Regions from separate parts of the Mus musculus genome. Here regions 1, 2, 4 and 5 are each linked to region 3. A link is a loop called in an ENCODE intact Hi-C map of the cell type or tissue named here. Cell type or tissue: heart. All regions are shown on one strand. Region 1 holds the start of Trim13 (tripartite motif-containing 13). Region 2 has its middle 15 kb from the start of Spryd7. Region 3 holds the start of Dleu2 (deleted in lymphocytic leukemia, 2). Region 4 holds the start of Rnaseh2b (ribonuclease H2, subunit B). Region 5 has its middle 7.9 kb from the start of Gm35307.

What was found. Peaks named below come from ENCODE experiments on the same cell type or tissue, not always from the same donor. Only the 100,000 strongest peaks of a DNase experiment are listed, where the experiment ranks them.
Region 1: a loop joins it to region 3, with 2.1 times the contacts of the local background. A loop is called at or near these places in 2 of 42 quality-filtered maps.
Region 2: it touches region 3 in a loop (2.0-fold over the local background); 3 of 42 quality-filtered maps call a loop at or near these places.
Region 4: a loop joins it to region 3, with 2.8 times the contacts of the local background. A loop is called at or near these places in 2 of 42 quality-filtered maps.
Region 5: it touches region 3 in a loop (2.5-fold over the local background); 8 of 42 quality-filtered maps call a loop at or near these places.

What each region holds. Positions count from the first base shown.
Region 1 is chr14:61,596,500-61,601,499 of GRCm38, reverse strand. It overlaps Trim13 (tripartite motif-containing 13), which reads right to left and starts at 1,988. Exons shown (of 3, transcript NM_023233.3): 1 at 1,930-1,988; 2 at 1,605-1,706. In heart, no CTCF peak of the experiment used is centred here; a DNase peak (open chromatin) is centred at 1,989; H3K4me3 peaks cover 1,786 bases; H3K27ac peaks cover 1,248 bases.
Region 2 is chr14:61,569,236-61,574,235 of GRCm38, reverse strand. No RefSeq gene overlaps it. Among named protein-coding and RNA genes, the nearest start is that of Spryd7, 15 kb to the right of the region's middle. In heart, a CTCF peak has its summit at 2,690 (motif pointing left); a DNase peak (open chromatin) is centred at 2,675.
Region 3 is chr14:61,678,482-61,683,481 of GRCm38, reverse strand. Dleu2 (deleted in lymphocytic leukemia, 2) reads left to right here and starts at 1,109. Exons shown (of 7, transcript NR_028264.1): 1 at 1,109-1,372. In heart, CTCF peaks have their summits at 668, 1,318 and 2,378; DNase peaks (open chromatin) are centred at 971, 2,001 and 2,381; H3K4me3 peaks cover 3,337 bases; H3K27ac peaks cover 3,096 bases.
Region 4 is chr14:62,329,170-62,334,169 of GRCm38, reverse strand. Rnaseh2b (ribonuclease H2, subunit B) reads right to left here and starts at 2,102. Exons shown (of 11, transcript NM_026001.3): 1 at 1,994-2,102. The coding sequence starts at 2,054. It overlaps Gm41173 (a long non-coding RNA gene), which reads left to right and starts at 2,115. Exons shown (of 2, transcript XR_874686.3): 1 at 2,115-2,308; 2 at 3,842-5,000. In heart, CTCF peaks have their summits at 60 (motif pointing right) and 2,134; DNase peaks (open chromatin) are centred at 1,809 and 2,079; H3K4me3 peaks cover 2,287 bases; H3K27ac peaks cover 2,548 bases.
Region 5 is chr14:62,040,222-62,045,221 of GRCm38, reverse strand. No RefSeq gene overlaps it. Among named protein-coding and RNA genes, the nearest start is that of Gm35307, 7.9 kb to the right of the region's middle. In heart, a CTCF peak has its summit at 2,712 (motif pointing right); no DNase peak of the experiment used is centred here.

The DNA.
Region 1 (5,000 bases), 82 kb after region 3:
TACTAGAAGCATGCGTCACTTATCTTGAGAACAAAGGGGTAGGAATAAAACGTAAGTTCTGGGCTTAAACCCAAAGTAGCTAACCAAGCCCCCAACTTCCGGAGGAAAAACATGGGGCCTGACTCTCCTTGCCCTTCTACCACCAAAGCACAGACCTTGAATTTGCAAAGTTCTAGGATTCAAAACTCTCCAGAAAGTAAGTCAAAAATTTAGTATTCTAACCCAGGCGTAGTGGCAGACACCTTAAGCCAAACCCAGCACTCTGAATGCAGAGGAAGGCAGATACGTTAGTTCAAGGCCAGCCTGGTCTAACTAGGAAACTGTCACAAAAAGGGGGAAAAAAGATGATTTTCCTATGTTAGGAGCCGAGAATATGCTAATGGCAGAGGTATACTTAGCATGCTAAAGGCACTGGGATAGATTCCCAAAACAAAGTTTACTCCATAGATTTCTAAAAATCTCTTATAGTTTTCACAAATATGTTTTATCTTTTACAAAATGAGGATCTTTACAATACTATCTTCATATTACTTGAAAATAAATACAACTAGGGTACCAGAAACACAGAAGCATGAACTGCGGTGGGTCAGAGACCCTTTCACAGAGCAGGGCTGAGGTTGCAGCTCACTGAAAGCGCTTGCCCAGAGTGAGCAACTTCCAGACCTACCAGAAAATACATGGATGGAAAGAACAGTTGGGAAGGAAGGCTGAAGACATGGGTCTTCTGGGCCTGGACCTGTTACTTTCAGTGCAAAACACTGACCAAAATCAACTGACACTTGCAGGTTACAATCAGTCCATCACTGAGGTAAGTCAGAGCAGGAACTCAAGGCAAAACAAACTGCTCTCTATTCCCCACAACAATGCCTTCCACCATGGAACCCACTCCCAACCAGCAGACACCATCAAGAATGTGGATGGCTGCCTGTCCATAATGGGCTCCTGCTTAGCTGGTTCATCAGCCTAAAGATAGAGCTGCCCACAGTGTGCCCAGTGTAAATGAAGACATATCCACAGACCAATCTGAAAAACAATTACTCAGTTCAGATTGTTTTCAGGTGATATTAGGCTGTGTGAAACTGATGCTTAGCATTAAATAGGGCAGAGGTGTAGTTCCCGGGTAGACTGTGATAGCATACTCCAAGGTGTAATTTAAAGCAAAAAAAAAGGGGGGGGGGGCATAATTGATTAATAGCCCCATTGAGTCCTAGCACAAAGAATGCCTATATATTGACATTCTGTTTTAAAAGCACTCCTCATACAAATGTCTAGAAAGCTGCAGGAATCTAAAGCCCTGCTCTACAGCCCCAGTAGCTGGACAACTAAGACAAACCACACAGAAGAAATGTTGCTGGATTTGTTTCCTTTAGAGCATACTTTTTTTAAATTATATATAGTAATTACCAAAAAAATGAATGGCAAGCATGGATTTTTGAATCCATGAGTTTTGAAATATGAAAAGAACAAAGGCCCTATTATTAAAGGAGGTGGTGAAGATATACTTATTCTTTTTATTTCCATCTGGAATGGTCCTAGGACTAATAAAATCGGGTATTTTTCCCCTTCATAAATACCAGAACATAAAGAAAAATAATACGGTTTACCTTTGTTCCAGGCAAGTATATGCTTTTGGCAAGCTTACTATATTTTCTGTGGAGAGAGCCAGTTCGTTTTCCCTCACGTTTTGACGGTAAAACTGGAGAACACTGTAGAGAAAGGAGAAAGAGTGTCACAGGCACAGATCTGCATTCTTGGCCCCCTCCTAGCCAGGGGGCCTCCCCAGCGGCGCGCTGACCTTCCCGACCGCGACAGTAGCACCGCTGCCGCCAGGCCGTGCCGCCCGTCACCGCCCACGCAGGTGTCCCCCGGCCGCGGCAGCGGGGCCAGCGACTCCCGGCCCCCGGTCCCTACTCGGAGCACACTGCTCACCTCCACCAGCCAACTGGGGCCGGGCTGCGCCGGTGCAAAATGGACACGGCGACCACGCCCTCTGCTTCCCGCTGTCCCGCGCCTGCGCACCACCTAGGTCGCCCAGCCTCTGGATAAGTGCTCTGGTGACGCCCACGCGCCGAGTTTGGATTGCTGTATTTTTGTTGTTGTTGTTACTTGCATTTTTCAAGAACAACAAAAACAAAAACACAGCCCAACCCTTCACACCACTTTGCCTACTTTTCAGGACCCAGCGGGCTCGGCGATCTCTGGGTAGAAAACCATTGACCCAACTTTATAGAAAGGCACTACTTCCCAGCACTCGGGAGTCAGAGGCAGGCGGATTTCTGAGTTCGAGGCCAGCCTGGTCTACAAAGTGAGTTCCAGGACAGCCAGGGCTATACAGAGAAACCCTGTCTCGAAAAAAAAAAAAGAAAAGAAAAGAAAAGAAAAGAAAAGAAAAGAAAGGCACTACTACGGTTCCCCTCAGAGGCAGGAACTTTTAACTGGTTTTAAAATATCTCAATCAATCAATCAATCAATAAAAATAAAATAAAAAATAAAGAAAAACCAAAATAAAATAAGATAAAATAAAATAAAATATCTCGCCCTGATTTCCACCTCCTATGCGGAGACCGTGGTTACAGAGGATGAAAAAGATGGTTCCTATCCAAACTTGAAAGCCGGTAAATGCAGGGTGATGTGTGCTGGAGGAGCACGTCTACTCCCGCTTGGGAAGGCCTGGGCCTTTAGGAGAGCAAATTTGGGGAAAGCGCGGTTCCAAGTCATGGAAAAGCCCCTCTTGCCCCCTTCCGCCCATTGCCTGTGGTCCCGGCTACACCATTCCTAAGACCAATCCCTGTCATTTCTAACTTAGTCCTCACGAGAACGTTACAGTGGAACCAAGAGCCTTATCCTCTAAATGAACAGGTTTTCTACAAGGTGGAAAACCAAGACGAAGCTGTGGAGGGTTTCCTCAAATTCCAACGGCACGTGTAACCGTTTATGTATACCACTTGACACGTGAAGCGTAAACTGGGGTAAAAACCTGCTAGATCGGGGAGGTAGCTTCATTTTCTAAACTATATACAAAATATATATTATTTATAAGCCTGATCCTACAACTAAACTTCCAGCTCTTTAGAAACTTGTGTCATTCTACGGAGCTAATCCACCTTTCTCTTGAGTTCCTCCAAACCCAGCAGGGCCCCTTAGCGCTCTTACCTAGATTTCCGTTTTGCCCGAGTCCTGCCTGTACTCCACTGTTAGCCCAAACGCAAAGGATGATCTCTATCTCTTAACTGAAGCTCCTTCCATAAAGGCCAAAAAACAAAGGAGTGGGGGCCTCCATCCAATGGCTATAAAAAGAAGCCTCTAGCTCCTCCCCCACACCCTTGGCAGGCTGAACCACTTCACCACCAAGATGGGGGGAGGGGGGAGGGCTCCAAGACAAGTCAGTAGGAGCCAAACCACTTCACCTTTACAGTGGCTCAGGGCCACCCAACCGACATAGCCTCAGGTCAGAGAAAAGACCACAAGACTTCTCCCAAGCAATTTGCCTCAGCATTCTTACCTAAGGTTTTCTGAGGCACAGCCAAGCTGCTTCTTGTTAGGACACACCTAACTGCAGCTGATAACACAATATCTACCTAGTCTTTGATGGTTTGCTAACAGTTAGGGTTTTTTGTTTGTTTGTTTGTTTTGTTTTGTTTTTTGTTTTTTTGAGACAGGGTTTCTCTGTGTAACCCTGGCTGTCCTGGAACTCACTCTGTAGACCAGGGTGGCCTTGAACTCAGAAATCTGCCTGCCTCTGCCTCCCAAGTGCTGGGATTAAAGGCATCACCACCATGCCCAGCCTACAGTTAGGTTTTCTATGTACAGTAATCAAATATCTTGTAACAAACAGGTTCTTTCCTACAGCACCAAAAATGTCAGTGCAAATGAAAGCTTTGTCCCAGGCCCACACAAAACTTCAGGCATAATATGCTGGCAACTGGGCACAGTGGCACAGGCCTTAATCCCAGAGTTTGGGGGATGAAGCCAGCCTATTCTACATAGTATGCTCCAAGACAGCCAAAGCTACCCAGAGAAATCCTGTCTCAAAACAAAAACCAAGCTGGGCAGAGGTGGCGCTAGCCTTTAATCCCAGCATTTGGGAGGCAGAGGCAGGTGGATTTCTGAGTTCAAGGCCAGCCTGGTCTACAAAGTGAGTTCCAGGACAGCCAGGGCTATACAGAGAAACCCTGTCTCAAAGGAAAAAAAAAAAAAATGACTGAATGAGGAGGCTTGGGGTGTGGCTCAATCAGTGTTCGTGTGCTTTCCCATTGATTTCAAAACCCCGGATTGCTCAAGCCCATGAACAATCACACAAAAAGCCTGTAAAAATATAAATGACTAATAATCTCAAGGAAAGCAGTTCTTCCTCACCGATAATCAAATGCCGAGTAAAGCATTGCTATAGGTTATATCAATTTAAAATGCAGTCATGTGGCAAAGACATGAAAGTCACAGTGATGGAGCTGCTGAGTAGGAAGTGTCTGACAGCAGGCATGAAAGAGGGGATAGATATCCATCCTTACAGCCTGGGAGAAGAAACAGGAAAAAGCGGCATAAACTGGGGAAAGAACCTGAGTGCCCAGGGCTGGGCGCTGCCCTAACAAGTCCTGAAAAGAACAAGCTGAGCCCTGCCCCACAGTCCATGAGCACCAGGTAACAATGACGCACTGTAAATTTCAAAAGGGTGGAGACTATCACAAATCGGATTAGTGTACTTACCCTGATATCTATACATGTACATCAGTGAGGTACTCCAGGAAGATGCATGTACACGGATCTATCCCTTTTTAATTAAAATTTTAAAATACAAAAAGAAGAAAAGGAAATTGAGCCTTGAAAATGACTAGAATCTTTCCAGTTATGGCACCAATGGTGATGGCTTTAGAAAAAGAGAAATCCAGGTCTGGAACTGAGACTAGAAGTAGGTATGTGAGGATGAAGTGTTAGTCGGATGTGTTTGCTCTGCACAAAGACTGTAGTAGATGCTGTTGGGTAGCGATCACTGTGGGGAAACT
Region 2 (5,000 bases), 110 kb after region 3:
TGCTTCTGGTCCTTCTGAAAGCTGGACTGTCTGTCCTAGCTCATCCTTCCTCGAGGCTGGTTGCACAAAGACCTCTTACAATGTTCCGTTTGACCCTGAGAAGGTACCTCAGGGTCTTCAGCCCTGCAGTCACCTTGGATTCTTGGAGTAGCAAAGCTTTTGCCTTACTATATCAGCCTGTAGGCAACAGCAGTCATCTTATGGGAGCCACATTGCCATCTCAAGTGAGGGCAGAGATAACCTCTTTGAACCAACCGCCAAGGAGCTATGAGGACACACCTTGAGCAGGCCTCTTTAATTATATATGCACTTCCTGCCCCCACCCCTCTTCTCAATTCAAATCTAAAACTCCTCTGGGCACCTGTGCAGCTTGAGGTGAAGTTCCTGCACCTTGCCAATGTCCTAATTTGGGGTCACTGAACTTCATGTATTCGCCCTCCCAATGGTCACATTTATTAGAATTGACTGTCACCCGTTGCTTTCAAGGGAAATGGGGTTGTGTGGCCAAGCCTGCTCTCTCAGGACTCCTGGGGCTGGGGTTCTCACTCAGAGACTCCTGGAATCCCACTTACTGCTTGGGACCGTGAAAAAGGCAGTATTGAGTCTGAGCTACGAGGCCTTCCCATGCATTTGCTCCATGGCTGAACCTTTCTGGTAGTCACTTCTACTGTCCAGTTCTCTCCGATCTCAGGTAGAACGACAGGAGTTGAACCCGCAGCCTCCTCAGGAGTCAGAGCACCCGCAGCTACCTCAGAGTTCGCTCTCCAGGTAGCCTTGGAGGCACAATTCTGGCTCCAGGGAGTCAGAGTCCTAACAAGATTTTATCACAGCCCTCAGTGGATTCCTGGACATCCCAGGAATGCCAGGTCAGGGCGTAGGGCCTTCTCTCTCTGGCAGATTTTCCAACCTGTCCTAGCCTCACCTCCCTGCTCCTGCGTCCCAAAGAATTCTGGGTCATTTTTTTTCAGGAACCCTCTTTAACTGGTTGTTTCTAGCTCCTTTTTCAGGCTGAAAGGCTTGCAACTCATCTCTTGACACTAACATTTTTTTTTCTTTCTTTTTTTTTTTTTAAGATTTATTTATTATATGTAAGTACATATCTTCAAACACAAGAAGAGACCAGGCGGTGGTGGCGCACGCCTTTAGTTCCAGCACTTGGGAGGCAGAGGCAGGCAGATTTCTGAGTTCTAGGCCAGCCTGGTCTACAAAGTGAGTTCCAGGACAGCCAGGGCTATACAGAGAAACCCTGTCTTGATAAACCGAAAAAAAAAATCACAAGAGAGCATCAGATCTCATTAGGATGGCTGTGAGCCACCATGTGGTTACTGGGATTTGAACTCAGGACCTTTGGAAGAGCAGTCAGTGCCCTTAACCTCTGAGCCATCTCTCCAGCCCTACACTAGCATTTCTTTAAGGGCTGAGTTTTGGGTTTTTTGTTGTTGTTGTTGGGTTTTTTTGTTTTGTTTTGTTTTCTGTGTTTTTTTCCCAAGTAGGGCCTCTAATACCGACCAACTCATGGCCTCTGTGGCCCATCTCTGAGTTACTTCAGTCTGCCTAGGAGATCCTTGGAGCTGACCCTCCAGACTCTGTGGCCCAAGTCCTAGGATGTGTGCTCTTGTTGGCCTCTCATGGGCTGAATCCCCCTTCCCATAGGCGACTCTAATCTCAAACACTCCCTATACCATATATTCACAGCCTGGTCCCAACCTTCCTGCTGTCACCCATGCTGCTTTAGTGATATTCTGTCTTTGAGTCACTTCTGCTCCTTTAAGTCACCCCTCACTGATATTCCTGTAAGTAACATCAATAAACTAAGTAGTTCACCAAGTTGGACTTTGTCTGTCGTGAACTCCCTCTCTGAGGTGAGCAGACTTGTGTTGCAGCTCCCCAGGGTGTCTTGTCACATAACACAGCTTCACAAAGATGAACTCATGTCACCTTGAAATTAATCCGCTGCAGCAGGTAATTATTAACCTCTTTTATAGATGGGAAGGAGACAAAGGCACAGAGGGTTTAAGACAAATGGAACTGTAGCCCAGGCAGTTTGAATGCTTTGAAACCATACAGTGGGCTGTACTGTTTGTCTAAACAGCAGTTCTCAACCTGTGAGTTGCAACTCCTTTGACAAACCTCTATCTCCAGTGATATTTACTTTATAACTCCTAGCAGTGGCAAAGTTATTGTTATGATGTAGTAATGGAAATAATTTTATGGTTGGGTCACCATAACATGAGGAACTGTATTAAGAGGGTCCCAGTGTTAGGAAGGTTGAGAACTGCTGGTCTAGAAGAAACTGAACATTACACATTGAATTGTATGACATTCACACACAAAAGCGTACTGGTGCTAGAACACAGGTCCTAAATATTTCTATTCAAATGCTCGAATATAGTGAAACAGCGGTGGGAACTCTCTCCTGCTGGCAACCTCTCCCACCGTGAGTGCATGCCTAAAGCTCACTTCAGAGAGCAGCTGATTTTTTTTTTCCAGCCACATCCTTTCTAGCTTAAAGGACCAGCTCCATAAACCCCCATTTACTCTGTGAGATGAAAAGGCTCACCAATGAATGTCAAAATCTTTCCAATTTAAAAAGTAAAATCTTCAAGAACTGACTCGGGTGGAGTTGACAAAATCTATCTCAGGAAGGTCCTCTGCCACCAGTGCAAGTGCGCCCTCTGCCGGCAATGTGAACACACTTGGCCAACAAGAAGCCTGGCTTTACAGAGCAAAAAAATTTGCATTTTGCCTTCAAACAGTGATTTATTTATCACTCCCAGAACAAGGAAGGCAGAAGGCTTAGGGCTGAGCATACAAAGAGAAATGAAAGTTCCCCAGCCCTAAAAGATATCATGGTGGGGCACGTCCAATCCAACTATTATGCCACTTGAGGTCGGGCTAGTGATGAGAGATGTCTGGCAGAACAAAGCTATAAAGGCTCATGAAGACTCAACTGGAGTCAGCTTGGCATTTTAAACTTGGCATTAATCTCTTTTACACAGGAAAAGGGATACCAGTACTGTTCTTCCCAGGGAGCTAGACCTCTGTCTGTAGTTAACATAGCAATTAGAGATTTCCTTAGCTACCTGAGGAGCCACCATACAAAGACCAGAAACAATCAAGGAATACCACGTCCCAACTAGATGCTTAGAACTGAACTCAGGTCTCCTGCAAGAACAGTGTGTGCTCTTAACCACTGAGCCATCTCTCCAGCCCCCAATAAAGCTAAATTTAAGATTAAAAAAAAAAAAAAAGGTTCTGTCTGCCAAATAGCTTCATTCTGTAGAACCAATGTTCCCATAGAACTAAGGGAATCAGCGGTACCGGCCACTGGGTTAAACCAGAGGCTCCATGGTAGTATGGACAGAACCGAGTCACCATACACACGTGGGGCCTGATCTAGCCAAACACTCAAACATTAACACTCAGTGTTTTTCTGCTCATCTAAGTGACATCATACTTCTAGGTATCTTTCCAACATTTTAATGGAAACTTGAAAATGTAAGTCAGGCTCAACCAAGCACACATATCATTCCTGCACTGGGATCCGGAACTCAGGGTACGTAGGCCAGTCTGGACCACAGTAGATCAGAGCCAACAAACAGAAAATTACAGGCAACGTGGAAGGGATTCAACTATGCACACCATCTAATCTATCAACATGTAGCTCTTCTTGAATTATGGTATCTATTAATTTCCCTCTGAATTTGTCAAGTCATATTATTTTTATACATTAAAAAGTAAATTATAGTCATCAGCAGAGATTTCCCTGAATAATTAAGTTGATGTGTTATCAATTAGAGCAGGTGTTGCTAGTCATTTCTTCCAAAATTCTATTGACATATATCTAAGTGCGTAACTCTTTTTTTTTTAAAGATTTATTTATTATATAAGTACACTGTAGCTGTCCTCAGACACACCAGAAGAGGGCATCAATCTCATTACAGATAGTTATGAGCCACCATGTGGTTTCTGGGAATTGAACTCAGGACCTCTGAAAGAGCAGTCAGTGCTCTCAACCGCTGAGCCATCTCTCCAGCCGTAGTGTGTAACTCTTGAGTGTAAATTTTCAAGTTGTAATAAATGCCTGTATCTGTACCCCAATTCCTACTAAGATACCGAATGGTATTACTGTGACATCAGAAAGTCCCCATACTTTTATTCATTCATCCATCCGTTCATTTTGTCAGTGCTACAGAGCAAACCTAGAGCTGGTGAGGCAAGAGTTCTTTCACAGAACCACAAGCCAGCCCCTTCATAACTTTTTTTTTTTTTAAATATTTTTTTAAAGATTTATTTATTTATTATATGTAAGTACACTGTAGCTGTCTTCAGACACACCAGAAGAGGGCATCAGATCTTGTTACAGATGGTTGTGAGCCACCATGTGGTTGCTGGGATTTGAACTCCGGACCTTTGGAAGAGTAGTCGGGTGCTCTTACCCACTGAGCCATCTCACCAGCCCGCCCCCTTCATAACTTTTAAGAAGATATGTTTTTGAGTGAGAGGAGGATGACAAATGTTTTGAAGTTTCAATGGGTTTGGAGGGCAGCTGTAAACGTGTAGGGGAATTTACAGTTAGTGTTACATTAGAGGTGAACAGAGCTGTAGGAGCACTGACTTAAGAAATAACCTGAAGTCACTAGAGCAAAACTGTTTGTTGTTCTCAAAGTTCAGAGTGTCTCAGATGACAGAAAAGACAAACATGAGCAGGCAGCTCTAGCCAAGCCCTCCCTCCCTCTCACAGCCTCTACTGACCAGCTCTCAGAAGAAACTTCTTTGCTCCCATCATCCATTTGCTCACTCAGGTTGCACACACAGGTCTGGCTCCCAGGTCGGGGTGTTTTCTGCAATTTTTCTGCTCCTCAGGCAAGTTAAACCCTCAACACCAGTAATCCATTTCTCCTAACATTGCATTAGAAACCATTCAAAAAATGTTCTCTCATAAAACCATCTCTCATAAAATAATAGTTATTTACACTAACATACTTGTCTTCCTGTAA
Region 3 (5,000 bases):
AGCCTGTTTTCCTGAATCAGTGATCTGGTAGCTAACTTATTATGTTCTGATCCTGAAAAGTAAAACTGCGTTCTGAAATCAATTACTTAGGAAAGGGACTAGAAGCTACAGAAGTTAATCACGCTTAGACTAACCACTTAGTTTGCCTTAATTGTAAGGCCTTCCTTTGGTGTTTATCGCACTTTTTGTTTACACTGAGCCCTCCGCCTAGGCTTTAGGCCAGCAGGGCGCTCAGTTTCACTTCGGGGTTTGGAGGGGCCTATCACTTCGTCCTCGGGGTTTAAAGGCAACTTGTAATGGTTTGCCCCAATCACTCCTGTAACCAAAGAGTAAGTCCTCAAGAACCGCGTTCCCTTGTCAAGGAGTCGGATGCGCAAATGCCTGGGGCTTTAAGCAGCTGGGAAAGCGAGAAGGAAGCTAGCGTGAAGCTAGCTGCACCTGCGGATCCAGAGCGTCCGCCCCGCGCTTCCCGCGCCCAGCGCTTTTGCCTGGGAGCTGCTGCGAGCCACCCCCGCACCCCTCACGCCCGTTGGCCGGGGGAGCGAGGCCTAGCAAGCGGACGCCTGCGGGAGCCGCCGCACGTAGGGGGCACAGGGACTTGTCCAGGCCGTGGGCTCCAAAGCGAGGCCCAAACGCGCGCGCTCTCTGCAAGTAGGGCGGTGGCGCTCCCAGAGACGGAGGGAGGTAGAGACGCCCGAGCGAGCGAGCGAACGGCACGCTCGGGGCCACTCCGCGCGCAAGGCTCGGGTCCGGGAGAAATTCCCCCCCCCCACCCCCCGTCGAGTGGTCAGAGTGCGGGTCCCCAGGTCGTGCACACCACCCGGGCCGGCGACCCCAGCCAGGAGCAGGGGAGCGCCGCAGGGCGGAGGCCGCTGCCACGGAACCAGGCGGGCGGCGCACAGCCCCGGGGAGCTGGTTTTCCCGAGAGGGCACGTGACGGGGTTGGCAGCGCTCGGGCCCGGGCGGGGGGAGGGGGAAGTGGCGAGCAGGAGGCCCGGGGGCGGGCGGCTGGCGCGCTGTGTACTTAGGTCGTGTGCTGGGGCTTTTCTCTCCTGGGAGCGGGCCGAGGGGCGGGGGAGGGGCCACCGCTCCGCCTTCTTCTTTTCGCAATGTTGACGCAATCTATAAATAGTGGAACAAAAGGACCAACTTCCTCGGAGCTTTGCTGAAACTGCACAAAAAATCGAGCTGGGGGGTTCCCTGGTCCCCGATGTTGGGGCGGAGAGCGCGGCGCCGAGGGAGGGGGCGGCGCAGACCGGCCTAGGGGACACCTGGTCGAGCGCAGCCGCCGCTCCGCTCGAGCCCTGCGCTCCAGTGCCCCCACTGGCTGGAGAGCTCGCCCAGACCGGGGGTCTTCCTCCGTCGCTGACAGGTCAGTGCGCACCGCCCCTTTCGACTCTAGGCTGCTTTTCTCCCTCCTCCAGCCTCCACTTTTAGAAGGGAACCGGGGCGGGGGCGGGGGGCGGTAAGGAAATAGAACGAGGAGCAGCAGCGACAGAAGGAAAAAAAAAAAAAAAAAGCAAAGCTGTAACCCCGGCGTGCACGGAGCGAAGAGAGTGAGGGGCTCCAGGAGGAGATCTGCGCGTGGCCCCCACGGGAGACGGAGCTGGCAGAGCAGGCGGGCCGCAGGGTGAGAGGAGGGGGCTCCCCGGAGGCCGTGCGCGTCTCTCGGTCCCCTTTGAACGCAGACCTGCAGAGTCCGCCTGGTCCACGGTGGGAGGAATGAGTGGAGAATTGTCGCCGCCGCCACTGCACCCCCGAGGCCCACGCACCCTGAGCGCCTAAATTTGGGGACAGGGTGGGAGGGGGGCACCCTGCGCTCAGGGAGCAAGGACCTGAACTCAGGAGCCCGCTGCTTCGCCGTTGGGGAGGGCGGAGCTGGCGCTGTTGACAGCGGTGAGGGAGCAGGGAGGGCGAAAGTTGGGGAGAGGAGGCGGGAGAGGTGGGAGTCTAGTTGAAAAGGGGGGGGAGGGAGCGCGCGCGCGGGATTCTGAGGGGCGTGGATCACGTGATGGGCAACCACCCCCGCTACAGGCTGGCGGTAGGGTGACGTCACCACCCTGCCTGCAGGGGGTGGCACTTCCGTTTTCTCCCCCCCCCCACCCCCCCCAGGGCTGCTGCTCCCAAGCTTCTGCACCCTCCTGAGGGTGGGCAATAGTCTGAGGTCATCAGGTGCTTTGGCAACAACCGGGAGTTAGGCAATGAGGGCTAGGTCTGAAGCTCAAGCCGGGCCGCCCCTCGACGCGCCCCATTGTGTGAGCAGTGGGCGAGGGCGGTGCCGGGTGCCGGGCCCCCCGCGGCTCCCAGCTCCAAAAGGGCGGGGAGGACTCTGTTCCGTCAAGGCGGAGTCTGGCCACTAGCTGGTTCCTGAGTCCAGACTTCGAGATCCCAGCGACTAGGGTCTTACTCGCCTGACTAGCCCTCTGGGCGCCTGGTGGTTAGGAGCCAGTTCTATGGCTCTGGTCCGTGGCCCAGCTTGATGGGTGTGTGGTCAATCTGTCACCACTGGAGCGACTCAATTCCAGCAGTCCTTAAGAGCTATTTTGAGTAAACTCTGGGTTTTGGTGACTCAGCTCGGTGAGCGGCGCTATTTATAGGTAGATGAGTTAAGAGCGGGGAAATACGCTTCGATAGGATCGGTCCGCCCTATTATAGCAAAGATCTCTACTAAGAAGCAACAATTTAAAGTCTTAGGAAAGAAAAATACTTGGTTCTTAGAATCTGTGTTGTAAGGAGAAGACTTAGAACAGTGAAAGTGGAACATTTCCCGGAGTAAATGGAGAATTTGGGGACTGTCATGACCATTAACTGGCTTTTCGGTGTAGGTTACTGACTCTCCTAGACACCTGCAACATAGAATGCCCATATTAGAATGATAAAAGGGGAAACTAAATGCTGGCAAAGTCCCTGCACTATATTCTGTAACAGGAAGGGATGTGTGATATTTATCTAGTGTCAAAAGTCTGGTCTGGTGGGAATTTTATGTTTATCACCCAATTTCTTCCAAGAAAGTACAACAAAAACGTGTGCTTTTCTTCCCTAGTGTGTAAATGTGCCACTAGTACGTTATTGCTTGTTGGGGTGTTATGATTTTAATTTTCACATTCCCACATTCCTTCAGCCTCCACTTTAGAAATCCAAGAGGCATATGCTATGAGAAAGATTGTGAGGTTGTCTGTCGGGTGGGAAGAGTTGAGTGAGCTCTCCTAGCCGCTGTAGCTTTCCATAGGTAGTGTCACCTGGGGTGTCTCTTGAAAGAAAGATGGTGACTTCCTGAGTGGTTAGGTCAGCTAAGAATAAAAGTGTCCAAAAGACTACAGAGTACACACACTGGGGCCTGCAAGATAGATGTGCGTACTGGTACGGGTGCTGGGTGGGAGTTGAAAAGGGGTAAGAGGGAAGCTGGACAGATGGTCAGGGCCTTCATGATTCAGAATAACCATGCTGAGGAATTTGTATTTGTACCTGAATGGGCATTTTTATTTTTTTAGCCTTTTAGGATGAACAGATATGCTTTGAGGGGAAAAAAAAAGCAATGGGTGGTGGTTGGTTTTTTTTTTCCTCCTACAAGTAAACAGAAAATGTAGCACAGGATTTCAAAGGGTTTCTCTGCTTTGTGATGCCTCAGCTCAAAACCTGCAAGAAGGGAAAACCTCCAGAAGATGTCTGATAGATGTGACAATTGGTCACATAGGCCTTGTGAGGATCTGGGAGGCTTAGAGATGGGATGTAAAAGGATTGTGAGCTAAGATAGAACCTGCTAGAACCACCTGCCATGTACCCAAGAGAAGTCATTAGCTGTTTGAGGTCAAGGGATGCACAGTCTTGTCTTTGGGTGAGTAAGAAGGTGTGGACCTCGGGGTAAACACATTTTTTACACTATGGGGGAACCTTTCCCAGGGAGGTTGGTGTAAAGTCTGGATCTCTGAAGTCACTAAAATATAAGTGGTAGCTAAAGCCATGGGGGAGGCTAAGAGGACCGGGAGGCTGTCTAGTTAGCCAGAACTCCAAGGAACACTCACACTTAGTGCAAGTCTAGAGCAGGAGGAGGCTTTAAAGGACAAGGCTAAGTAAAGAAATAGTGTCCTTAGTGTATGGCTGTAGTCCTCCATGGCTCTAATCCTTGGTGCATGGCTATAGTTCTGTAGGCCATCCGTCCTGCTACCTGAAAATAAAGAGAAACCTGCTGCTTCCTTCATAAGACCAAAAAGAGCCAGGCATGATGCTTAGTGCCTGTAATCCACTCGGGAGGCTGAGGCAAGAGGACTACTGTGATCTCAAGACCAGCATGCAATACAGACTATGACTGTCTCAAAAACAATGGGACTGGAAAGACTTCCACTCTTAGTGGAAAAGAAAGCATAAGAGTTGCATGTACTTTTCCCATTTTCACAGTAAATGCTAAGTCAACAGTTACCAGGTAAATGATTGGCTTAATATATCTAGAGAACTAAAAATAACACTCATATCAAGGTAAATAAAATGTTCTTTATAACCTGGTATCTTTTACAGTTTGCCTTAAGCTTCTATTATTTATGTATCTTTGATGTTAGATTAAATATGCTTCTCTTTTAGAGATAAAAATAGTGGCTGGGCTATTTTAATAATTAATATTCTCCTAAAGGCAACTCAGAATACTTTTCTAGTTGCATAATTATATTTACGAGTCAAAAGCCCTATACATTCATGCTACACACATTTTAAAATAAGTACATTGCAGGGTGGAGAGATGGCTCAGCTGTTAAGAGCACGTATAGATCTTCCGAAAGACTGGAGTTTGCCTCTCAGCACCCATGCTGGGAAAATTGCCTGTGACTCTGATTCCAGGGACACCTGGTACCTCTGGCCACTGTGGCACCTGCACGCACATATGTGCACACTCGAATCACACACACACACAAATACAAATAATTAAAACTAACAAAAATCTTTAAAAAATAAAAACACCCATATAGTGAGAAAACATGAGTCTTTTGTAGATCACTTGATGATTTTTTTTT
Region 4 (5,000 bases), 650 kb before region 3:
TCCCAGGAGGCCGGTGCCCTTACATTGGAGGGCAGACCCCATAGCTGCTATCAAACGTGTTTGGACCCTTAGAGCCTGCAGGTGGCACTAAAGGCCACCTGGAAGAGCAGAAGTCAGGAAGCCCAAGTTTTAAGTTTTAGAACCCTCAACCACTATCAGCCTAATGAGTAGGTGAGAGAGCACCTTGCCTGAAGGGTAAAAAAAGGTGAGAGGACAGACACCTCAGCTTTGAACAGAAACCAGGTGGCAATGCGTCTCACCCCTCCCTCCCAGTAGATCTACTACACCTTTCTCTTTGAGGGATGCATTCAACATCGAGTCTTTTCAGTTTTGTGCTTGGTACGATTATGACACACTTTAAGAAGGAAATTAATGTCAGTGAAACAGCCAACAAAACAAAACAAAACCCCTCAAATTATTGCAAACTACTATATAGTATTAACATGTTTGATTGCAAAAAGAATGATTAGGGATCCTACTACAAAAATCAAATATACTGATGTAACAGAAGGGTGAAAGGAGGCTCTCCCCTCTCCCAGCTAAACTAAGGTGTTCAGCTAGCCTTCTGATGGCTCACCAACACCAGGAATTCTCACTAGCTGCTTTACCAAGCACTATCAGTGAGGTTACGGCTTAACTGGACTCATCATAGGCAGCTGGAGTCAGGACGAAGCCGTATCAACCACTTCAGAAAACCATTCTGCAGAACTAAAGCTAACCCAACAAGCACCCAAAAGCAGCTTCCACTCCAGGATACAGACACTCCGAAGAAATGAATGCCAATGTCCACCAACAGCCTCAAAAGAATGCTGCCAGAGGTGTAACTCCTACTAGGTGCAAACCAGGAGGAACACCTAATGCCATCCATCCTCCGGAGAGTAGTAGCATTGATATGCATACAGCAAACCAGAAGCAATTTTTAAGAACCAGCCAACAAAACCCATGGAACAGCCATGGATGGATCTGGCAGACGTGGTACGGAGGGAAGGAAGACAGATACAAAAGTCACAGGGGTCCAAGCAGGCAAAACTAATTTGATGACAGAAAGCCTGGGGTTCTCTAGAAGACGGGTGTATGAGCTGCTAGCTGGAAAGCTACTCTTCTTGGTCAGCAGCATACAGGGTTCAGTTGAGTGAGCTGCAAACCCAAAATCCATACACTTGAATGTGTTTAACTTTTTACACAGGAGAGAAGCTGTGTATCCAAAGTAAGTGTCAGGTCGTTACATAAAGATTATAAAAATTATCATCACTGGATATCTATACCCTGGTGAAATATATTTGCTGTAAAAATGCTCTGCATTTGCTAAACTAAAACTCAAAATTAAAGTGACTGGGAAGTTTCCTTCTTCACGCGTATTCTAACATCAAATGTATCATTGTAAAATGACAGAGTGTTTCTGGCTTGCATTCCCTAACCCAAATTTATTTCACTTGCCCTCCTCATATGGCAATGGCTGTCGCATGCCACCACATGCCCTGATAGCTGGTCATCATCTACAGGGACACTGAGTGGCCTGGTTCTGGGATTTTTGACTGTCACCATGTCCTGGAATTGTTTCAAACCACGCTCACATAAACCCCATCCAGGCTCCCTTATGCCTGGCCACCCTTGCCTTTCCAGAGCAGCAGAGCGGCTCAGCATGGGACTACTGCGACCTCTGGTTTGGAGCTGGTAAGATTCTAGACGCTGAGCTACAGAGATCCAGTAACTCCCAGGGGACAGCAGAGTCCCGGGACCCCCGCTGCCCGCCGCAGGCCGAGTGGCTGGACCCGCCCCAGGGAATCCGCGCAAACGCTGCCGTCGCTTCCGGGTTTGGAGTTTTCCCGCGTGTTGTGACACGTGACCAGGATGCTTAGCAAAGCGCGGGGCACCGAATCCGGGTCCGCGCTCGCTAGGACCTTGCGGACCGGTGCTGGCCTGGGAAAAAAAAAAAACCCGCGCTGCCGCTGCCGCCACCAGCGACCTAGGCCCACGCGCCTCCCGCGTTTACCTGGAAGTAGGAACACTAGCTGCCTGGCCGCCAAGTCCCCGCGGTCCCGACCTCCGGCCATGGTCGCGCCCTGCCGGAAGTGGCGCCGAGGGGCCCGCCAACCGGGGCCACCAGCCTGCCTCCATTTCCGGGCCCGCCCGCTCGGCTTCCTTTTTTGAAATCTGCGCGGGCCCTGCTGTCAGTGGAGGGTGTGGAGCTCCTCGTTTTTCTCACTCTCATTCTACGGGCGCTGCTCGTGCGTGTATTTCATACATTGAGGTTCCTAATGCGGGCGAGCAGCCTTCAAATTGGCTGTGGGCCAATTTGATAGTTAAGGTAATTTTTTAAAGATACAACCCAAATTATGCTTATAATTTGGAGTTCAACATACGAATTTGTTATTTAGGATAAATCTTTAGAGTATTAACGAGACTTAGTTTGGGTGTGGTTTGGTTTTGACACAAGGTCCACCACCCAGCGGGGACTGACCTTCAAAGTATGCCGCCCTGGCTGGCTTTGAATACTGGATCAGGAACCTCCCAAGTGCTAGAATGGTTGTGAGCAAAAGTGGTGTCTTGTTGCCTAGGGCTCACCTCGGGGCTATAGAGAAAACAATTAAGCCCTGACTAGGGAGGTGGAGAGGGGATTCTCTCAAAGGGCCAGCTGCCGATCAGGAAGCTTGTTCTGAAGTGTTCTTTCTAGGCAGACTATGCACTTTATGTCTTTTGTTATCCAGTCTAGTGGCACTTTGTATTTTGTTTTTGTAGAGGGAGCAATGTGAGACACAGGCAACATAAATGTGGAGGTCTGAGTTATAAAGGTGGTCAAAGCTTTTGAGAAATTACATAGAGCAACCAGAAGTTGGTCTGGATCTTAAAACATAGGCTGAGATTCCCTCCTGAGGCATGAAGCCCTTAAAAATACCCACCTCTGAACAACAATATGAACTAACCAGTACCCCCAGAGCTCATGTCTCTAGCTGCATATGTAGCAGAAGATGGCCTAGTCGGCCATCATTGGGAAGAGAGGCCCCTTGGTCTTGTAAACTTTATATGCCTCAGTACAGGGGAACACCAGGGCCAAGAAGTGGGAGTGAGTGGGTAGGGGGGGGTGGTATGGGGGACTTTTGGGATAGCACTTGAAATGTAAATGAAGAAAATACCTAATTAAAAAAAATATATATATAATACCCACCTCTGACCAGACCATTGTAAGACCACGAAAAAATAAGGCCACGCAGGGACATTTCGTGATTCTCTCAGACAAAAGCAAGATCAGTGTCATTTGTGCAGCAACTGTCCCAGCACTTGGCCACAGTGAGAACTGCTTTACCCAGTACAGCTCTATTCCTGTGCTAGTCTCCCCTGGCTGTGGATAAGAGTCAGGAAGATGAGTCAGGATACAAAGACAGAAGAGGACTCTGGAGGGAAAGGGGTCCCCCTAGGACTGGCTTTGCGTTTCATGCTGGCTGAGAATTAAGAATTTTGACTCAATTGGACCATCAAGGTGGTTCAGTACACAGAGGATTAACAGGATTCCCATGCCCAGCCACAGAGAAATCACTGCACACTGAGGGATTAATAATGGAAATGGTTTTTAATGATAGTGTGTGTGTGTGTGTGTGTGTGTGTGTGTCTAATGCTCAGGGAGGAGGCCTTATAGAGAAGATGTTGTTAGCTTACATTTTAGGCTTATGCATTTCACATAAATCTTTCAGGCTCCAGCCCCAGGTTACACTTTGGAAAGTTTAAACAGACACAAGAGACGGCAGGTCTGGTCCCTTGCTTGGGCAAATGGGAGATTTACTCAGCAAAGATATTGCCTGAACTATTTAAGTACACTAGTGTTCCTTTTGTTCTTGTCCACCAGGCAGAATTACACGTTTCCTGTTGAGAGCACAGAGAACTTGAGGACAGACCAGGACTTAATGATGGTTGTGACCCTGTGCTACTCCCTTGAGCCACCCCTCGGAGGCATGTTCTTGATATGGGGATATGCCTAATGGCTAGTTGTAAGCCTTGTTATGGGACTAGAGCTTAACTGGAAATCAGTCTTGGTGACCAAGAATTAGCAGAAACGTTCTCAGTAATCCTAAACGTCTACTGTGGTACAGAGTTTTCTTCCACAGTTCCTCACAAGCCTCGTTAGGGCACTTCTCTCCCAGGCACGAGGCAGAGTTCCTTTAGCTAAATTCTACTCTGTGTACCTTGGTGTTTCCTAAGCCAGTTTATTATTAATACATCATAGCATCAATTTTATTACTTTGAGGTTCCTCTGAGTTCAATAACCACCCAAATGATGGAGCAGAAATGATCTGACTCCTGAAAGTTGCCCTTTGACCCCCACAATGTGCTGTGGCATGGGCACATGCTAAAGGCCAGTGAACTTTAATACTGTGAGTCTTTTGGCCAGCATTTTGCTCAATAACAAAACTAGGAAATGGCATTTAACGTGAAAATGGTGAAACTTCTGCAAGTCATGGGTCAGTCTCTTGTTAAGAGTCCCGTGACTCCTATTGATGAGTAAAGACCCACATCCCTTATCTCTCTTCATGTAATTCATGTAGTAAGAGAATGATTTTTCACACATTTGTGGTTTGTGTGTGTGTTCATGTGGGAGTACATATGTGTAGAGGTGAGCATGTACTTATGCGTGTTTATAGGTAGAGACCCAAAGTTGGCATCAGGTATATTTCTCAGCTGCTCTGCAGTTTATTTACTTGGTAAGCTCTTACTGAGCCCCAGACTCACTGACTCCAGCTACTCTAGCTGGACAGCTTGCTCTGAGGAGCCCTTCTCTTTGCCTCCAGAGTGCTGACATGACAGGTGGCTGCTGTGACAGCTTATCTTTTTACAAGAGTTCTGAGAATCAGAACTCTGGTCCTCATACTTGTATGATAAGCGATTTATCCATTGTGCCATCTCCCTGTGCCATCTCCCTGCATAAAGCTTATTTTTTAAACACTTGTGATTTCTCTACTTTAAGCATAAAAACAATACGTGTTTGTTGTAGTTGTTTTAGATGTCTT
Region 5 (5,000 bases), 360 kb before region 3:
TCTTAGTCCCCAGTTGGTGGAACTGTTTGGCAAGGATTCAGAGGTGTGGCCTTGTTAGAGAGGTGTGTCACTGTGTTTGGGCTTTGGGGTTTTAAAGCCTCGGGCATTTCCAGCTAGCTCCTACTCACCTCTCTCTCTCTCTCTCTCTCTCTCTCTCTCTCTCTCTCTCTCTCTCTCTCTCTCTCTCTCTCTTTGTCTCAGGCTTGTGGATGGGGTGCAAGCTCTCAGCTACTATCCCAGTGCAATGGCTGCTGCCTGTTGCCATGTTCCCCACTGTGATGGCCATGGACTCTCTCTCTCTCTGAAACCATGAGCCCACAGATTAAATGCTTTCTTCTGTAAGTCTTGGTCATGATGTTTTGTCACAACAATAGAACAGAAACTAAGACACCACATTCATAGACAGAAGGAAAGAGTCCATGCAATAGATACATGAAGCATCTGATTACATCCACAATACAAATTATTCTTGTTAAAATATCCAATACATTAGAATGGAAGGGAACTCTCTCATTCTGGTTTACACCAAATAAATATAAGCAGTTACTATTATGCTTCATAGGGCTGGAGAGATGGCTCAGTAGCTAAGAGTTCTGGCTACTCTTCCTGGGACCTGTGTTTGATTCCCAGGATCCACATTTTGGCTCCCAACTGTCTGTAACTCCAGGCCCAGGGGAGCCAATGCATTCTATGAGTATTCCATCCACTGATGCACATGCACAATGCAGACAGAACACCAGTACACATAAAATAAAGTAAAGGAGAAAATGTAACATTATGTTTGATGCTAGAAGTTGAAAACCGTCTCCCTTCGACTGGAAAATAGTTCTGGAGGTTTGACTCACAGCAATAGTGGAGAAAACTATATTTTAAAACACCACACTAGAAATGAAGCAATACGTGTATCTGTGTTTGCTTAATTTGAAATAGGAAATGCTAAAGAAACCACAAAACTCTATTATGGTCAAAAGCTGTTTCAGTAGCCTTATGGCTGCAGAGACTGTGCAGAGAAGAATTTACAGTTTTCTATACCAGCAATGCATACTCAGGAAATAACATTAAGAACATTTTATTTATATGATCATTTAATAAGAACTTAGAAATAGATTTAACATGGTAACTTATATACAAGGAAATTGCAAAACACCACTCAGAGAAAGAGCATAAATAATGTTAGCTTGTCTGTCCTCACAGACTTGGGATTCCATGTTATAACTCTGTGTCCATAGATCCTTCCTTGTTCTTTTACCAAAATCTCAGCTGCCTTTTCACATAAAAGTTTCAGACAGTCCAAAGGTTGAGTTGGAAATTTGCCAGTCATTTTGGTCACCAGATAGGATTGAGATGCAGAATGCACGCACTTATTTTTAATAAAGAGATGGAGGCAATTCAGTAAGGGCAATGCCATGCTTACAGAGAGATGGTGCTGAAAGAGTAGAACATACTTGAAGGTGAGACTCCCTCTCACCATGGTCAAATGCTAAAATGAGATAGTCCCAGAGTGCATGTGGACCTAAAGGTAAGAACTGAAGCCATGAGATGCCGAAGGCATCACAGCTGGAAAATGTCGTGTCCTGCGACTCAGCCAATGAGTTCTTAGATGTGATACCAAAAGCATAAGCAACAAAAGAGACTGAGATATTTGGACTTGATTAATAATTAAAAGATATTTTGTTTTAAAAATATTTCAAAATAATAAAAATAATCATAGGATATTTAAAAAAATCTATAAATCACATACCTGGCAGGAGTCTAGCATTGGATATGGAGGGAAAATGACTGCAATTCAACCATAAAGAGACAAATTTCCTAATTAAAAAGAGACAGGGGGTATAAATAAACATTTCTCCAAAGAAAATGTGCAAATGGCCAAAAAGCACCTACAAGAAACCCATAGTCATTAGCAAATGCAAATCAAACCACAGAAAGATTCCACTTGATGCAGGATGATGTAGTCACTCTGGAATAGTTGGGCAGTTCCCTCTCTGGTGACTGGCAGTGAGTACGCGCTCTCCTTCAGGAGTGATAAAAAGACTTGGTTCTCCGAATGTTAAATATCGAGTAACAATATGCATTAGCATTTCACTGAAGGGAATTTAAGATGCAAGATAAAAAGTGTACGCATGAATATTCATCACAGCATTAATTAAAATAGCTAAAAGGTAAACAGAATCTAAATGCCTATTAACTAGTGAATAAATAGGCTGCAGTGATGTATTTAGACAGCGGAATATTATTCAGTGGTAAAAAGAACAAAGTTCAGCTGCAGCACGGGCGAGCCTTGAAGACTGTAAGACAGGGAGGAAAGCCAGATGCAACAGGCAGGCTCACAATCGCTCCATTTTATAGAATGTCTGAAGCTGGCAAGCTCATGCCTGAATGCCATGCACTGTTTACCAGGGGCGGGGGAGGGCTGAGGGGGACTGGTGGCTAATGGTACAGGCTTCTGCTTGGAGTGGTGAAAATGTCTCGGAATCTGACAAGCCATGGGAGTGATCCTTTCAAATAAATGATCAGTGTGCAAGAATTATATCTCCACTAATAACGACCTATCATTACAAATACGCAAATTAAAAGATCTTGCACTCAAGGTTAATGAGACATGGAGAATGCCACTAGGCCAAAGATTAGAGTCTTCCAGAAAACAAAGGGAATCACAATTAGGGACTATCAAAGCCAAGCCCTCATGTTTCCCAAGTGAACAGCAGGGGGAGCCCTCGGTAGCAGAGAGAACTGCAAAACTAATATTTATGATAATAAAGCTAATAGCTTTTGTTCATAAAAAAAACTGAAACAAAAAGCAAATAAGGTTACAAACCCCACTAACAAACTCACTATCCTGGCAACCACTTGTCGATCCATTTGTGCCAATCTCTGCATGGGTGGCACATACCCATGGGTGGACATATGCAGGCATACATGAAGAGCCCAAGCCATGTGGCTTTGAAGCCTCTTTGGTTTCATTTCATATTAACTTTATATTTCTTTAAAATTTTTGAATATCCTTGGGAGTGTAATTTTCTGCAATCTGTAACTGTACTGTAATTCTTTAAACACGTTTTGATACATTTTTAGTTATAAATAACACTACAATAAAGTGCTTGTACCAAAACCCTTAAATATCGTTTTCTTAAAAAAAAACAAACAAACAAACAAACAAACAAAAAAAACAAAACAAAACAAAAAAAACTTCCCTCAGGATAGATTCATTGCAGAGGAATTATGAGGTGAGCCTGCATTTACAACTTTAAGATTTTGGATATGTAACCATATTTCAGCCCTAAAATCTCACATTTCCTCTTGAGGTACATGAGAGTTTCCTCATTCCTGGCTCTAAACAGTTGTGTGTGTGTGTGTGTGTGTGTGTGTGTGTGTGTGTGTCTGTGTCTGTGTCTGTGTCTGTATTGTGCATTTCTGTGTGAAAATGTGTGTACATGTCCTTGTATGTGTGTCTGGGTGTATATATGCCTCTGTGTATGTCTGTGTGTGTATATGTGTCACTGTGTGTGTTTGTGTATTTGTGAACATGTCCCCATGTGTGTCTTTATATAGATACCTGTGTGTGTACATGTCCATGTGTGTCTGTGTGCATATGTTCCTGTGTGTGTGAGTGTGAACGTGTCTGTGTGTGTATCTGTGTATGTGCATGCCTATGTGTGTACATGTGTACTGTGCATGTAGCTATACATGTATATGGAGTCCAGGAAAGGGTGTTGGGTGTCCTCTGATATCACCCTTGGCATAGTCTTTTGAGGCAGGGTCGCCCCCAGCAGCCCCTGTTTCCTCAGCTTTGCAGAGCTGGGGTTACAGCCAGCATAGACTCCAACTGTTCCTAGGTCCTGGTGCAATACTGTGGTCCTCACCATTGCACCGAGAACATCTTAACCACTGAGCCTTTTGTATAGCTGCTGCTTATCTGACCCTCTACCTAAACATATAATTATTGGATTTTTCCCTACCTTTAAATTATGCCCTAATTGTATAGATGTGATCTTCTTCCCATTATATTTTAAACAAACACTGGACTTTATTTTTCAGTGCTTGTTGTCTAATTTTTCCACTTATACAATTTATTTCTTGTAAATAACAGCAATTTTTGTTTAAGATATTAATATTCTAGTTACTGATCCCTGGAAGCTCTCTAAGTGAACCATGTGTTGCCTTCAATGTTGCACTCTTCCTTTGGGTACTTTTTGCCGCATGATTTTTTTTTTAAGTTTGACATATAAATGGTTTTAATTTTGGTATAAAACTTATCTGTCTTCTTTCATAAATCTTTCCCCATTTTCTCTTAAAAACCTATTCAACATGAAGAATTGATGAAACTTCATCATAATTTTCTCTTCTCTCAGCTTTTAAATTTTAATTATTTGATTCATCAAGAATTTATTTGGGGATATGATTTGAACCCCTTTCTATCCTCAAAAAAAAAAAAAGGAATTATGCCAGCACTACTCATCAGAGTAAACTTCAGCTTCATCCAGCAGTCTGAAGTTGCTTTATTATAATAAATGTTGACATACATTTGAGTGTGCTGAGGGACTTGACTCTCTTCTATTGATTGTTGCTCTGGGACTTTTCTGTTAAAGCATTATTAAGAGCTTTTTGTCTTTTTGTTTTTGTTTTTTGCTTTAAGTCTTTATCTCTTTCTTGGTTACTTTCATTTATCCATGCTTCCAGATCAACTTCACAGTCACATTTCCATGAGAATATATCATTTTTCTTATTTTGATTAGGATAATATTGATCACACTTAGTTTGAAAAAATGAAAATTGCCAACTTATTCAATTTCGTCTTTGCTCAATTAACTACAATTTTCTTGCTATATTGAGGTGGGGGGGCTGGCATTTTTAACATTTGTGTCCATGTTTGTTGTGAATTTTTTTGGTTGTCTTTTTTTCTTGGTGGCTTTCTCTCTTTCTCACTAGTGTAGAAACTCCTTTGGCCTTGTCCAAGTGTTAGCCATGTGTAGATACTGCTTCTACTCAAAGTCCAGGAA